Regions from separate parts of the Homo sapiens genome. Here region 2 is linked to region 1. Evidence: chromatin contacts called from ENCODE Hi-C or POLR2A ChIA-PET data. All regions are on one chromosome and are shown on one strand. The core of a region is the stretch at or near the end of the contact, and the rest is flanking DNA. Distances in the headings are between cores, read along the strand shown. Region 1 overlaps METTL2B (methyltransferase 2B, tRNA N3-cytidine). Region 2 overlaps TNPO3 (transportin 3).

Region 1 (4,601 bases), core at 263-2,762:
TTCTTTCCTTCTTCCCTTTCTCTCTCTTTTTTTTTTGAAGGAGTCTCATTCTGTCACCCAGGCTGAAGTGCAGTGGCGTGATCTTGGCTCACTGAAACCTCAGCCTCCTGGGTTCAAGCGATTCTCCTGCCTCGGCTCCCCCAGTAGCTGGGATTACAGGCATGGGTCACCACACTCGGCTACTTTTCTTTTTCTTTCTTACCTTTCCTTCGTTCTCTCTCCCTCTCTCCTTCCTTCTTTCCTTTCTATCTCTCTCTCTTTTCTTTTCTTTTTTGAGACAGAGTCTTGCTGTGTCACCCAGCAGTGGTGTGATCACAGCTCACTGAAGCCTTGAACTTCTGGGCTCAAGCGATCCTCTCACCTCAGCCACCTGAGTAGCTAGGACTACACACAGGCACCACCACGCCTGGCTAATTTTTTATTTTTTTGTATGAACAGGATGCTGCTATGTTACCCAGGCTGGTGTTGAACTCCTGGACTCAAGCGATCCTCCCATCTTGGCCTCCCAAAGTGCTGGGATTACAGGTGTGAGCCATCACACCTGGCTATAACATTAAATTTTAATGGCAAAATCCAAATTCAGAGAATGGAAGTAGAGAATGAATGAATGAAGGCAGTGTGAGGCTCATCTGTGGGTAAAGATGCCAAGCTTGAGGCTGGAGTCAAGGCTACGGTGTCTCAGGGTCCCCAGTGGGGTATTAAATCGGACTGTGGTGATTTGTCCTGAAACCTGGTCATGGAGTGTGTTTCACTGGCTACAGAGACAATGTCCAACCTTGAGCCAAGACACTTATTTAAATAAAATGAAGCAGTCATGATGCAATGTTTCAGTGTTTTCACCTGGGAAATTCACCATGAGCACTTCTTCTACCTCTTAACCAGGGTTCCCAAATCACAACCTGTAGACCAAATTAGGAAGCACGCACAAATCTGCAATGCATCAACGCAGCCAGGCTCTGAAAATAGCAGCTGCAGCCACAAACCAAAGAACAGGCCTTTGTGAACAGACTGAAAGAAACTGCTTGTCCTGAGCTCATCTTTTAAGCCACAGACAGAACTCCTTACTCCTACTAAAGTATGTATTTAAGCAAAGATAGGAATCAATTACATCCAAGTAGGATGGCTTAGCACGTTAGATTTTCCCTTTCTCACTAAGTTTCCAAGGCCTAATTTTCCAACCAGAACCCAAGAGAATATGAACTTATATGAAAAGAAGTGGCCGACCCATTGTACATAGGTTTGATAGCATTAACAGAGGCCAGGCTCTACATGAATCCTGCAAGACCGGGAGATGAATCCCTTTCACAGTGCAAAACCCACTTTCAGGGTGATCGCTGCCTTCAGGAACATGGTTTCACTCCAATAGCTCCAGTGCATCTGTCTCAAACTGTCTCTCATTTTTCAAACAACATTGAATTTATCTCCTCACCCTAATTAACACTACTTAGGAAGGTAAATCAGTTTCAGAAACACTTCTCTGTTAGATTCACATTGAAACCACACAACTTCCTGAGCAGCTTCACACCTGGAGCCACCTTCCAGCCCCACATAGCACCTTTCTTTTTTTTTTTTTTTTTTTTTTGAGATGGAGTCTTGCTCTGTCACCCAGGCTGGAGGGCAATCTCTGCTCACTGCAACCTCCGCCTCCCGGGTTCAAGCAATTCTTCTACCTCAGCCTCCCCAGTAGCTGGGATTACAGGCTCCCACCACCATGCCTGGCTAAATTTTTTTTATTTTTAGTAGAGATGGGTTCTGCCATGTTGGCCAGGCTGGTCTCAAACTCCTGACCTCAGGTGATCCGCCTGCCACAGCCTCCCAAAGTGCTGGGATTACAAGCGTGAGCCACCACGCCCGACCCACCATTCTTGCATTAAGCATATTAAGAGATACCATTCAGAGCCAGACTGATAGTTGAGACAGTATTTATTTTTTAAGTGGCACTGAGGTCATATACTTTAATCCCTCCCAACACATGTAACAGTCCTCTGCCCATCATTAGCGATTCTGAGGATGAAACGTTATGCAAAGTCCCTTACAGAGTCAAATTTGGCCTGAGAGATAAAAAGTCGAGCTTAGCAGATGGCAGGGAATAAAAGGGAGCAGGGGCAGGAGAAGGCTCGTCTTTTTAATCTAAGCCAAAGCCCAAACCAGGTGCCAGAAAGATAAAATAAAAACTGTGCCTATAGTTTTGCAATGCTTTAGGGATGCTGAAGGACAGTCTTTAGAGAATCATTTAAATTAATGTATCTATTCTTCATTTCAAAAGATAAATGAAATACCATCCCAGTGATTCAGTTTTTTCCAGTTTTAAGTAAATACGGTAATGGAAAAGATGGGAGCTCTCTTCCTCCCTTCATTCTTTGCTCCCACCTCTGAAAACCCATTAAGTGGGGCCAGTCACGGTGGCTCATCCCAGCACTTTGGGAGGCCGAGGTGGGAGGATTGCTTGAGCTCAGGAGCTCAAGACCAGCCTGGGACACATGGTGAAACCCTGTCTCTACAAAAAATACAAAAATTAGGCTTGGTGGCACATGCCTGTAGTCCCATCTACTTGGGAGGCTGGGGTGGGAGAATCACTTGAGCATGGGAGGTCGAGGCTGCAGTAAGCAGTAAGCAGTGATCGTGCTGCTGCACTCCAGCCTGGGTGAGCCTGTCTCAAAAACAACAACAAATAACCCCACAAGAAACTCAAATACCCATGGGTCCATATTGAGACAAGTAAATCAGATATGAGAAAGCTTTTCTGTACAAAATACCAACCAATCAGTGTAGAAGGAATGGAAGGATCAGAAACCACTATTTGGCAACTATCATAGTTATTCAGACAAAAAACAGCAATAGATACTGAAACTAGGGGGTAGAAGTTTGATGAGGAACAGGATATTTAGTCTCAAAGCACTTCCCTACAAAATACTTATTAACTTTACAGTGGCAGAACCTGGCAGACAACACAACTAAGTGACATCACCAATAATGGGGAAATTCATAATCATGTGTCGCCTGATACGATCCTATGGGAGGAACACAGCATCACCTCTGAATATTCCTGCCCAAAATGCAGAGCCTGAACCAAATCATGAAGAAACACCAACAAACCCAATTCGAGTTTACACAATAGCCTCTTACCTTAAAATGCAAAGGTGCAAAAGCAAGCCTAAACTGTAGACTGAAGGAGACTGAGACACAACTAATAAATTCAATACAATTATTTATTTTTTACATTTTTTTTGTTTTTTTATTTTGAGACGGAGTCTCACTGTTGCCCAGGCTGGAGTGCAATGGTGCGATCTCGGCTCACTGCAACCTCCGCCTCCCAGGTTCAAATGATTCTCTAGACTCAGCCTCCCAGATAGCTGGGATTACAGGCGCCCACCACCATGCCCAGCTAATTTTTTTTTTTTTTTTTTTTTGAGACGGAGTTTCACTCTTGTTGCCCAGGCTGGAGTGCAATGGCGCCATCTCGGCTCACTGCAACCTCTGCCTCCCAGATTCAAGTGATTCTCCTGCCTCAGCCTTCCAAGTAGATGGGGTTACAGGCATGCGCCATCACACCTGGCTATTTTGTATTTTTAGTAGAGACGGGGTTTCTCCATGTTGGTCAGGCTGGTCTCGAACTCCCGACCTCAGGTGATCCACCTGCCTCGGTCTCTCAAAGTGCTGGGATTACAGGTGTGAGCCACCATGCCTGGTCTGTATTGTTAGCAGAGATGGGGTTTCATTAAGTTGGCCAGGCTGGTCTCGAACTCCTGACCTCAAATGATCCGCCCACCTCGGCCTCCCAAAGTGCTGGGATTACAGGCGTGAGCCACTGCACCCGGCCTATGTTTAACATTTTTTAAAAAGTCAGGGTCTTGGCCGGGCGTGGTGGCTCACGCCTGTAATCCCAGCACTTTGGGAGGCTGAGGCGGGCAGATCACCTGAGGTCGGGAGTTCGAGATCAGCCTGACCAACATGGAGAAACCTTGTCTCTACTAAAAATACAAAAAATTTAGCTGGGAATGGTGCTGCATGCCTGTAATTCCAGCTACTTGGGAGGCTGAGGCAGGAGAATCACTTAAACTTGGGAGGTGGAGATTGCAGTGAGCCGAGATCGTGCCATTGTACTCCAGCCTGGGCAACAAGAGCGAAACTCCATCTCAAAAAAAAAAAAAAAAAAAGTCAGGGTCTTGCTACATTACCCAGCCTGGTCTTGAACTCCTGGCCTCAAGTCATCCTCCTGCCTTGGGCTCCCAAAATGCTAAGATTACAGGAGCCACTGTGCCCAGCCAACATAATCATGTTTTTGTGTGACAAAGCTATTATTGGGACTACTGGGTAAACATGAATGGTTAGTGGCTGGCATTAATGTTTCCATGTATTCCTACTTGTGATGGATATATTTGGTAATATATTTGCTGATGTTGGGACATCAGAAAAAAATGGACTATTCTTGCAGTATTCCTATATAAATTTATTATTCCAAAATTTAGAAAAACATCAACAAGGTGAAAGCTAGGCATCTTTGTTTTTGAGATGCAGTTTCGCTCTTGTCGCCCAGGCTGGAGTGCAATGGCACCATCTCAGCTCACTGCAACCTCCGCCTCCCAGGTTCAAGCAATTCT
Region 2 (5,026 bases), core at 1,498-3,997, 500 kb before region 1:
TGTAATCCCAGCACTTTGGGAGGCTGAGGCGGGTGGATTACTTGAGGTCAGGAGTTTGAGACCAGCCTGGCCAACATAGTGAAACCCTGTCTGTACTAAAAATACAAAAATTAGCCAGGTATGGTGGTGCACTCCTGTAGTCCCAGCTAGTCGGGAGGCTGAGGCAGGAGAATCTCTTGAACCTGGGAGGCGGAGGTTGCAGTGAGCCAAGATTGCACCACTGCACTCCAGTCTGGGCAACAGAGGGAGACTCCATCTCAAAAAAAAAAAAAAAAAAAAGAAAGAAAAAGAAAAAAGAAATTCATTGAAAAATAATTCTTTTAAGTTAAATATATGTTTTTCACTTAGCCATTTATTTTAAAGAAATAGTTTTATGGAAAATTAGAAAATATGTACAGCAAATTTCACTCAAACCATCTGGAGATCATACAGTTAACCCTTTAATACATATCCTCTATGAACATATTTATGGATATATATACAGATTTTTTAAGCCCAAATGAAGTTATACTTTACTTATTCTTCTGCATCTTGCTTTTTCAGTCATCTGCTTACCTTTTCAAGTTAGTAAGTTTTCATATCATCTGATAAACCCAGACCATATTCACATTTCACCAGTTGGTCCTAAGATATTCTTTACAGGCTGGGCGTGGTGGCTCATGCCTGTAATCCCAGCACTTTGGGAGGCCAAGGCTGGCAGATCACAAGGTCAGGAGCTCGAGACCATCCTGGCCAACATGGTGAAACCCCGTCTCTACTAAAAACACAAAAATTAGCTGGGCGTGGTGGCATGCAGCTGTAGTCCCAGCTACTCGGGAGGCCAAGGCAGGAGAATTGCTTGAACCCGGGAGGCAGAGGTTGCAGTGGGCCGAGATGGCACCACTGCACTCCAGCCTGAGCGACAGAGTGAGACTCCATCTCAACAAAAAGAAAAAACAAAAAAAGATACTTTTTACAAAGAATATCCAATCTGTAACTATGCCTTGTATCAGGTTCTTAGTCACAGTCCCACATTCTGTTCCTTGTTTAAAATAACATGACTTGTTGAAGAGATTGTACCAGTCATTTTATAGAATTATCTTACCTTTATGATTTTCTGATTGCCTCTCCTTCGTTTCCTTTAGCATGTTTTTCTTTTCTCTGTATTTCCTCTAATTGGAAGTTGTATCTAAAACAGCCCTTCTCAGTAGGGGTTCCTCAAGAGAATTAAGCCTAAAGCTATTCGTTATATGTAATGAATTCTTTCCTCTACATTAATAATGGTTCTAGCTATATACCGCCCTTAGGATAATTAAGAAGATGGGCACTCAGATAATTTTCTGAAGGGCTTAATTCTATACAATTTTTTTTTTTTGTAGATATAGAGCTTCTCTATGGTCTCAAACCTGGTCTCAAGTGATCCTCTCTCCTTGGCCTCCCTTAATGATGAGATTACAAACGTGAACCACCACACCCAACCTATAGGATATAATTCTTTCCTAGAATCCTGATTGAGAAAAACTGAGAGGCTTAGAGGATTAGTTTTTTAAAGTTAAATATTTTGGGCTAGAATATATCATAGGTACTTGATGCTATGTCTTAGTATATATACAGCGTTCAGTTGACCTTCTATTAGTGATGCTAGGGTTGACCACTGGATTAAGATGAAAGTCTGTTCCTTCCATTTTTAAAGTTCACTTTCCTCCTTTGTAATATAATGTAGTTTGTGTGATGGTAGCTTGTTAGTTTATGAATGTTCAATTCCCTATCAGACTTTAGCCTAATTGTTTTACATTCCAGTAGATAATCCCTACCTTAATCAATAATTTCATTATGGGCCAGGCAATGTGGTTTATGCTTATAATTCCAGCACGTTGGAAGGCTGAGGTGGGACGGTTGCTTGATGTCAGGCATTCAAGACCAGCCTGGGCAACATAGCAAGAGCCTGTCTCAAAAAAAAAATAATACATTAACCAAGCATGTTGGCATGCACCTGTAGTCCCAGCTACTCAAGAGGCTGAGGCAGGAAGGATCACTTGACCCCAGGAGTTCAAGGTGGCAGTGAGCCACGATTGTGCCAGTGCACTCCAGTCTGGGCAACAGAACAAGACTGTCTCTAAAAATAATAATAATTTCATCATGGGTTGCAAAATGATATTTGACTATTTCTGTTATTTCTTGTACATATAAGTTGGCATTCTTATGAGCTCCTACTAGAAAGGTAGGATAAATCTTAATTCTTTTCAAAATGAGGATTTATTTTAAAGCTGCCTTGAATTTTTTTTTTTCTGGCTTTGTCTTTTTGAAGTATGATGGACTCATGTTCATTTAGGTCCAACCAGGTGTCTCCTTTCCAAGTTTCAGAATCCCATTCTTTACCAGTCAGTTTCCTAACTTTCACATGAGAAGTGTGGAGGGACTGTAAATTCACCTGTTGTTTGTAATTCAGCAAGTCACACAACTAAGTTTGGTATACGAGTTTCAGCAGTACTAACTTTGTAGCTACAAAAAGTAAGAGCTGCTTTTAGACTGGGCGTGAAAGCTGTGGTGCTCAGACTGTGGCCTGAGGTGAGAGTTAATGGACTTGAATTTGTCATTTTCTTTTTGTAAGCACTTGTGAATTTAAAATAATCCCATCCACATGTATTTTGTGTCATGGTTACTGCCACAGCAGTCAACTACAGCAGCCACTTGGGCATTCAAGGCACGTGCCTGACTTAGCACATCATGACAATCAATCACAGGTGATATTTTGAGGAACTGTGATGCAGTCTGAAAAATATATTTCCTGTGGTGCTTAAAAATGTCTCTAATTTTGTCATGTAGCTTGTCATGTTATAGAACCCAGGGGATGAAATTAGTCCAAAATGGCCAAGAAAAAAATAGGCATGTGGCTGTAATGCCAGGTTCCAAACCCCTCTTAAGACCTTTTCTCATTTAGTTTCCTGCACACTCTCCTTTAATGATTACATTCTGTCCTATTTCTTGTTAGTATTATACTTTTGTGGTCTGTCCTAATGGACCCATTCCTAAACATGGTGTTGAACTTTTTGAAGTTTTAAACGTGTTTCTGCTTGCTCTCATAGCTAAACTGAACCTGTGCTTCTAACATTTTTGTCTCTTCACTTTCTATTTTGTTAATCTAAGATCTCAATTCTTATTTATCCCTGCTATCTTTTTACTGGTGAGCTCTTCTGGACTCTGTGGCATTTATCTTGAAGCTTTTGAGGACTTTAAGAGGCAGATTTTTAACATAGCATAGCTCTCAAAGAGGAACAGAAGATAACTGTTAGTTCTGATGTTTTAGAATGTATGTTTGATTTAATTTGCAGAATTTCATCTTTTCAAAGAGATTAGTTTTAGAAACAGGTTTTTTTCAGAATTTGGTCTTTCAGTTTGAGTCAATAGTTAGAATGTACAAGCAAATCCTTCCACTTGTACACATCATGTCTTATTAAAATTGAAATATCATTCAGGAAGTCTAAAGGCCAAGTGATTATGTAATGAGTTTATATCAACAGCATCAAAGATTCAATTGAGAGTTTGAGACAGGTTGAGGGGGAGAGAGAATGAGTATCAGCTCTTAAAGAGAAATCTCTCAGTGGCTCCAGTTCATGTTAAGGGAACTTAGTTACTCCGTTCATTTTGCTACTTTCAGCCTTGAACCGTATTAAATTAAGTGCTCCTGTGCATTTATTAGTTTACGTATTACATATTTAAATATATTGCATATATTAGTGTCATAGTCTTTTCTAAAAATTCTGGCCATTTTAGTGCCTGGCATCCCTGAATATTTTCTTTCTGAGTTTCAGGGGAACAAAGAAAGTCTTGAGTAAAAAATATCTAGAAGAACTTAATGGGGCCAGAACCATATTTGTGACATTTTCTTATCTCATCTAGTGTGTTTTCTGGTGACTTTTAAAGTGTTGTTTTATTTTTTAATTTTTTTGTAGAGACAGGGTCTTAACTTTGTTGCTCAGATTAGTCTAGAACTCCTGGGCTCAAGCGATCCTCCCACCTCAGCCTCCCAAAGTGCTGGGATTACAGGTGTGAGCCACTGCACGCAGGCTCTGATGACTTTTTACAAATACTTTCCCCTCTAAAGCAAGGGCTCTTAGTTCTTTCCTTTCCTGCCATTCTTCCTTCTTTTTTTTTTAGACAGAGTCTTGCTCTGTCGCCCAGGCTGGAGTACCATGGCGCAATCTCAGCTCACTGCAACCTCTGCATCCCAGATTCAAGCAGTTCTCCTGCCCCAGCCTCCTGAGTAGCTGGGATTACAGGTGCGTGCCACCACACCTGGCTAATTTTTGTATTTTTAGTAGAGACGGGGTTTCACCATGTTGGTTAGGCTGGTCTCAAACTCCTGACCTTGTGATCCACCCACCTCAGCCTCTCAAAGTGCTGGGATTACAGCCGTGAGCCACCACACCCGGCCCCTGCCATTCTTCCTTCTATAAATACTTGGATATTTACTCTGTGCCTCTTGTGGCTTTAGATAGTGACAGATGTCTCAGAAGTCTATATCCTAGACATAAACTTATGTGTATACTCATAGTTACGTGGTTAATTTCTCTGCAAGTTAGCTGCAACTCCACCTTTTTCCAACAAGCATATATAATGCAATATGCACAATAAATGAAAATGAGCGGAAGTGAGTCTGCATTTAGTTAGCAATCAAGTTCTGATGTTATTCATTACAAATGATGTATACTTCAAGCTGACATGCTTAAAACTAGTAAAATAGTTGGTTCATGTGTGATAGATGATTCTGTTTCCCCATGCTGTTAATATTTCATGGCTTTCTTTGGTAATACACGAATCATTATCCAGGTAAATTAGTATATAGCTAGTTACACTGATAATAATGTATAATATTAGTAAGATAGATTATTGTTGCAGTCTGCCTAACTTTACAGGCTTTTGAAATATAGGAAGTCCTTGATATTAATCATATCTTTGTTCTATGTATGTAAGCAAGTTTGGGAGGTAGCTATCGTGTAATGGTTAAGATCATAGACTTTGAAGCCAGACTTCTTAAGTTTAAGTC

What was found. Hi-C counts contacts between places; a loop is a spot of excess contacts on that map. ChIA-PET counts read pairs that join two places held with the same protein, here RNA polymerase II (POLR2A). Pooled maps may share reads with other maps.
Region 2: a pooled map shows a loop between it and region 1 (2.4-fold over the local background). The contact joins two enhancer-like sites. A Hi-C loop is called at or near these places in 1 of 168 maps with a recorded cell type or tissue (CD8-positive, alpha-beta T cell) and 8 of 50 pooled maps. POLR2A ChIA-PET finds 5 or more read pairs at or near these places in 1 of 52 experiments (GM12878).

Annotation. Positions count from the first base shown.
Region 1 is chr7:128,503,907-128,508,507 of GRCh38, reverse strand. METTL2B (methyltransferase 2B, tRNA N3-cytidine) reads right to left here. Exons shown (of 9, transcript NM_018396.3): 9 at 1,906-4,601. Among named protein-coding and RNA genes, the nearest start is that of METTL2B, 29 kb to the right of the region's middle. RefSeq lists an enhancer at 1,643-1,732. Within about 2 kb of position 1,512, at least 5 of the 41 ENCODE cell types and tissues checked have a DNase peak (open chromatin) inside an H3K27ac peak, as active enhancers do; they include GM12878, where a contact is called at or near this core.
Region 2 is chr7:129,007,257-129,012,282 of GRCh38, reverse strand. The region is part of intron 4 of TNPO3 (transportin 3); the gene reads left to right. Among named protein-coding and RNA genes, the nearest start is that of TNPO3, 45 kb to the left of the region's middle. Within about 2 kb of position 2,747, at least 3 of the 41 ENCODE cell types and tissues checked have a DNase peak (open chromatin) inside an H3K27ac peak, as active enhancers do; they include GM12878, where a contact is called at or near this core.